Linked DNA regions of Homo sapiens: region 1 is linked to region 2. The links are chromatin loops, found by intact Hi-C in ENCODE. Cell type or tissue: mammary epithelial cell. All regions are shown on one strand. Links, peaks and the distances in the headings refer to the core of each region. The heading gives the core; the rest is flanking DNA. Region 1 overlaps NALCN-AS1 (NALCN antisense RNA 1). Region 2 overlaps NALCN-AS1 (NALCN antisense RNA 1).

Region 1 (2,918 bases), core at 264-2,763, 78 kb after region 2:
GCTTTCTAATCCCTAGTTCTTCACCTTCCAACACCTCTAACCGGAAGGGAGAAAGCAGTGCTTAAGTCCCTTTTCAGTGCAAAGAATGACAATAACCTGAGAGAGTTAATGCACCTTCCAAAAGATTCATTTCTCCCCTATTCACAAAGAGTCAGGCAGAAATTGATTTAGAACAATCAGGAGAAGACTCAGTAAGCTTCATCTACACAATAAAAATAATACACTTAGCATTCTCATGTGACTTCACATTTTGTAGTTATTGACAATAAACAATTAAAAATTTATCTCATAGATAACCAGATGGCTAGTATAATTATTTTACAACACAAAACACCTAGACAGGCTTCCTTTTTATTAGGTAGAGATAATTTAAAAATCAATTTAACAAAACCACTTTAAATGTACAGAGTTCCAAGCCTCATTGTGGTGGAATAAATCCTGGAAATCTGGGGCATTTAATTTACAATAAGCCTCAATAAACTGCCCTCATGAGATGGCTCTCATGACTAGAGGTCATTCATACAGGCTGAAGCTTAGTTGTAAACAGACTACACAGTGCGTTCTAGCCATTTCCAGCTTGAGACACAGGAAACTCCTCTTATCGTAATCAAATGCTGACAAGTCCCTTTGACTTAGAAAGTGACATACGGTGAAATGGACCCCAGTTTAAATTCTTCTCAAGTTTTCAGGGTGAGAAAGCAATTCCAAAGCAGCCCATTAGAGGTATTTGTCTGCATGCATAAGACATTAGGCAGCCTGACATGACCTGATGTTTGCAAAGGGAAGGATGGGTTTGAGGCAAAAGGATTTTGTACGTGCAAAGTGGTACAGGCCAAAAGAGCCACACATGTAACTTCTTTACATATAGCTTGCCAGATCTTTGCTTGCCTGCAACTAGCTGATTTTTCTATGAATGTTAAGTTCATGAGCAAATGAATAGAGGATCCAAACCTACCTTTTTAATTACAAAATGCTTTTTCCTCCCCTACAATCAGACTTCTACTCATTTCAGCACTGAAAAAAAAAATGTAATCATCATAATTCCTAGTAGCTTGCTTCTGTTTCCGCTTCAATAGATACCCTGTAGATGGGAAGTCACATAACAGCTCCACGTCCTATCAAGTTGCTTCCACCCGAAAACAGCTGCAATGCTTATCTAATTAAACCCCAGCCCCAAACTGTGAGCTTCCGCATCAATCATTAATATTGTATTATGGATCATTTTAAATTCTGACTGGGGTAGGTGGCTCCCCGCACACTGGTCTCTGAAGGAGATTTTTCAAATAATCTTTAAGCTGCATTGAAAAAATAAAACAAGCTGCCTGCTGTTCGAGGAAAGCTCTACTATCCTGCTGCACCCTGATTAGCTGTTAACACTAATTGAGAGATGAATATTGCTTATTCCAAAAATGCTAAAGATGGGTTTTTTTACATTATGAAAAGGAAAACGCAGTTCTCCTCACCTCAAAAATGTGTCTGTGGCTCTTTGTCCAAATTCTAAACAGCACCAAAAGAATGGTGGTTTCTGGGTCTCTTGTCTACAGTTTGCAGAGTGATTATCCTGAAACACTTCTTTTCTCTAGGTGGCCCTCCAGAGTTAGTGAACTGTGACCTCCACATGGGATTTGGACATGCGTGCCCTACATCTGGAATGCAGAAACACTCTTCACAGAACTCTGATAGCCCAGGAATATTTATGTAAATCTCTGTCCTGGTAAGGCACATGTTGATGTACTTGGGCTTAAGCTCATAAACCAAGAGGAACAGTTTCCTACATCCCCCTTCTAATGACTAAAGCCAACGGGCTGAGCCAAATGGGACAATTTAGACAAAGAGAGACTGGCGAAAAGCAAATGAATGTCTGCTTCCTTCTAGCATTCTAGGAAAAATACCAAGCGGCTGTGCCAATGTGCACTGCTTGCCTTTGTTAGGAGAATACACTCAAAATCAGGGGAATCAGTCAGTACCAGGTTCAGGAAAGATGTATGCAAGAGAGACTCCCTGATGAGGAAAAATCGACTACAGAAACACAGCATGCACCCAGCTCAGCACAAACACAGCTTAAAAATCCAAGGAATTAGGATGAAGTGTAGAATCCCGAGGTTCTCATTCTTGTTCCCATAAGCCAGGATTGGCTGAGCCTTAGCCAGGATACCACCTGGCATTCAGCCACATCGGCTAAAGAGATGAGGAACCTGAGAGGAAACAAATGTGAGGAAGAGGATGATTCAAGAGGACCAGAAATACAAGGAAAGGACAGAGGCCCTCGGATGGTTCACTGCAGAGAAGACAGGCTGAAAGATTTAGGAACCGGCTGAAAGCCAACATGCCAGAGCCTCCCAAAGGGTGGAATCAGAGATCTCTCCTGCTATTATTGTATCAGCAGCCTCACGTCTACCCTCGGGCCTGAATTTTGTTATAGATTTATACACATTTGATATAGAGTCCTTCCCATGCTACTTTCCTACTATCTCTGTGTTTCCTAGAACCAAGGTACACCCCTCCCCATGGCCTCTCCCACTGCCATCACATTCTAAGCATATGTCCAGCCCTAGGGAGCTATAAGACCTTGAGTGTATTGGTGAAACTCTCCAAGTCTCATTTTCCTCATCTGTAATATGAAAATAGTGGAATATATTTAGGTACAATTGACGTTTTTTAGTACTTCCTACATATCAAGTTAAATGTGGGTTTTTTGTTTGGTTTTCGGGTTTGTGTGTGTGTGTGTGTGTGTGTGTGTGTGTGTGTGTTTTGAGACAGATCTCACTCTGTCACCTAGGCTGGAGTGCAGTGGTGCGATCTCAGCTCACTTCAACCTCCACCTCCTGGGTTTAAGCAATTCTCCTGCCTTAGTCTCCCAAATAGCTGAGATTACAGTCACGCACCACCACACCCAGCTAATTTTTGTATTTTAGTAG
Region 2 (2,918 bases), core at 318-2,817:
GTATGTGAACAATTCAGTGATTTGGTTCCTTGGTAATTTTTAATTAGGAGGCAGGAGGATTGAATCACAGATAGAGTTGCAATCAGCACGAAGTGATAGTCTCTTATTCTTGTTAGAAGAGTGGCATGTTAAGTTATTTGGAGGGGGAGTTGCAGGGTGTCCTTGTCTCTATCTTGTTTCACTCACAGTCATGAAGTGGTCTTGTCTGTCTTGTTCCATGGTGGTGACACAGTGGCCTTGTCTAATTATTGCTTATATTCTGTGAGTGTTACTCATGTTCACTAGTACTATCTAGCCGTTAGCTGTCAGCTGCCATGGCCATTCTTCATGTTCTCATTGTTCACATGGTACCCTATCACTTACACCAGAGTTCAGCAAACTTCGTCAGTAAATGGAAGACAGAAAATATTTTAGGCTTTGTAGGCTACACACAGTCTCTGTTGCATATTCTGTGTGTGTGTGTGTGTGTGTGTGTGTGTGTGTGTGTGTGTGTGTGTGGTTCCAATCCTCTAAAAATGCAAAAGCCATTTTATACTCACAGGCCATACAAAAATAGGCGACGGACGATGGCTTGCCAGCTGCTGACCTAAGTTAATGCATTACCTTCCACCTGTGCCACATATCACTCTACCACAGGCAAGAGCCATAGTAACAGGAAGCTGTTGCATACCAAGGATTATCACCACTCCTCTTATCACCAGCAATGGGGTCCGTATTCCTCTTTGACTTTTAAGTAATCCAACTCTTCCCAGACTAATTCTCTTATCCACAGTTTCCCCCAAAGTTGAGTTGCAAGTACTTCAGTAGGGAGGGTGGTCCATGGACCAAGGGTGAGAGAAAGCAAAGCAGAGGAGGAGAGAGTCACCCTAACATTCTAATGATGTGTTCAGAAATTTGGCCATCACCACAGGCAACCAGTTGCTCAATTCTGCAGACCTTTTTCCCAGAGGAGGAAAGGAGGAAGCATTTCTCCATTAGCTTCTGACCTACTCTGGTCACAAGCTGCCCACAGGGAAATAACTCTGGTGCACTCATGAGCACTGAGCAGGTGCTAATGGCCATGCTCCATGCCATACCAATGGAGAAGACAGCAGCACAAAGCAAAGGCTATGTGTGTGAGCCTGGGGTGAGTATTGTCAGTTACACCTGCTGGAAGGTGCTGGAACGGGGGCACAACATGTAGCTCAGTAGCCAAAATGAGAGATAACACCTAGTGGATTTGAAGTGGCACTTGAAGAGGAGCTATATGCCTCCTACCTCCACCATTCCCTCTGAGCCAACTACTACACGAAAGCATCAAGGGGAACCTCGCCCGCCCCAATGGAATCCCTAGGAAATTCTTGCAAAATGAGTTCAGAGAAAATTAGATGACGCACTCCAGAAATCCTCACTTAGTCAGGAATCATATGCTTCATGTATCCACAACCCTGGCCACTGCAGACTGCTGCCCCTCCCCGATGAAACTCTTGCCCCACCCTTGATCTCCACAGCTCCTCCCATCCCGGTTTTCCTCTCACCTTCCTGGCTTCCACTTCCCTGACTTTTTCGCATCTGCAAGCATGCAGCTGAACTGGAAATGCTGATGTTTCCCAGGAATTTTTCCTAGGTTCTCTTTTTTCTCACTCTAAATGTCCTCCCAGGGAAGTCTGACAAGGCTTTAACGACAACTGTGGACAGGCTCAAAAATGCATGTCAACATTTTTCAGACCACTGGGCACCTGATCTTACCTCTATTTCCATACCAACAAGCATAATGAAGTCATAACTGTATGCATCTGCAAGAATAGGCCTGAATTAGCATGGAGGAAACCTGAACAGCCAGGAAACATTTTTCCTTAATTAGTCCAGCCCCAGAGGAAAGAGGAACAGAAGCATCCAGTATTGAATGAGTCCCTTGACTCCTTCAGCAACCTGTGACCCAGCCATCACTATCACTGATGGAGGCCAACAGCCAGCCTAACCTTGGGTCTCTTCTCTGTGAAACAACCTCAGGAAGGGAGCAACACAGGTCACTTGTGGAAGGTGTGAGATTTGGCTTTATTTGGGCATGAGCTAATAGAGCTGTGGTGGCCTCCTTTGATCACAGCACCCATTGAGGACTGGGTAAGAAGGTGCCTATGAAGGAAAAATGCATTTTTGCTTCCAATAACAAGAAAATAATTTGGAGGCAGGAAAGATAAAGTGTGTGGAGGTATGTGTGTTTGTGTGTGAGAGAGAGAGACAGTGTGTGCTCTGACAATATGAATTACTGTCTCAGCTAATACAGGAAAGGCAGGAATGGTGAAAGAGGAAAAGGGAATAAGAGGAAAGACCTCTGTAATTTTATTTTCAAAAATAAGATGCACATCTATTATGAGCTGAAATGTGTCCCCCCAAATTTATATGCAGAGCCAGTACCTCAGAATGTGACTGTGTTTGGAGATAGGGTATTTAAAATGGTAGTGAAGGTAAAATGAGGCTCTACCCTAACCCAATATGACTGATGTCCTTTTAAGCAAAGAGTAAGGCACACATACACAGGGTGAAGACCATGTGAGGACACAGGGAGATGACAGCCCCCTGCATGCCCGGGAGAGAGGACTCAGAAGACACCAACCCTGTGGATGCCTTGATGTATTCTAGAACTCCCGGCCTCCGGAACTGCAAGGAAATAAATCTCCGACGTTGAAGCCACCCAGTCTGCGGTACATTGTTAGGACAGCCTGAGCAGGCTAATACATCATCTTATCTCGGGGTTCCTCAGATTCAGAGATTACCTTATTCAAAAGGAAATGGTTTGATTTTTTTTCTACATAAAGGATTTATTTCCCTACTGAAGAGTGGGCTGAATGAAGTCTCTGGAAAATCTAATATTGAAAAATTCCAGTTAAGACTTCCCTCCCTAGTTCATCACTCCACAATTTCAGGGACAGTGTGGG

The links. Hi-C counts contacts between places; a loop is a spot of excess contacts. Peaks named below come from ENCODE experiments on the same cell type or tissue, not always from the same donor. Only the 100,000 strongest peaks of a DNase experiment are listed, where the experiment ranks them.
Region 1: it touches region 2 in a loop (10-fold over the local background); 1 of 110 quality-filtered maps calls a loop at or near these places.

Annotation. Positions count from the first base shown.
Region 1 is chr13:100,939,798-100,942,715 of GRCh38, reverse strand. The region is part of intron 2 of NALCN-AS1 (NALCN antisense RNA 1); the gene reads right to left. It overlaps LINC00411 (long intergenic non-protein coding RNA 411), which reads left to right. Exons shown (of 3, transcript NR_047015.1): 2 at 1,584-1,714. Among named protein-coding and RNA genes, the nearest start is that of LINC00411, 3.1 kb to the left of the region's middle. In mammary epithelial cell, for the core only: no CTCF peak of the experiment used is centred there; no DNase peak of the experiment used is centred there.
Region 2 is chr13:101,017,396-101,020,313 of GRCh38, reverse strand. The region is part of intron 3 of NALCN-AS1 (NALCN antisense RNA 1); the gene reads right to left. Among named protein-coding and RNA genes, the nearest start is that of LINC00411, 74 kb to the right of the region's middle. In mammary epithelial cell, for the core only: no CTCF peak of the experiment used is centred there; a DNase peak (open chromatin) is centred at 1,393.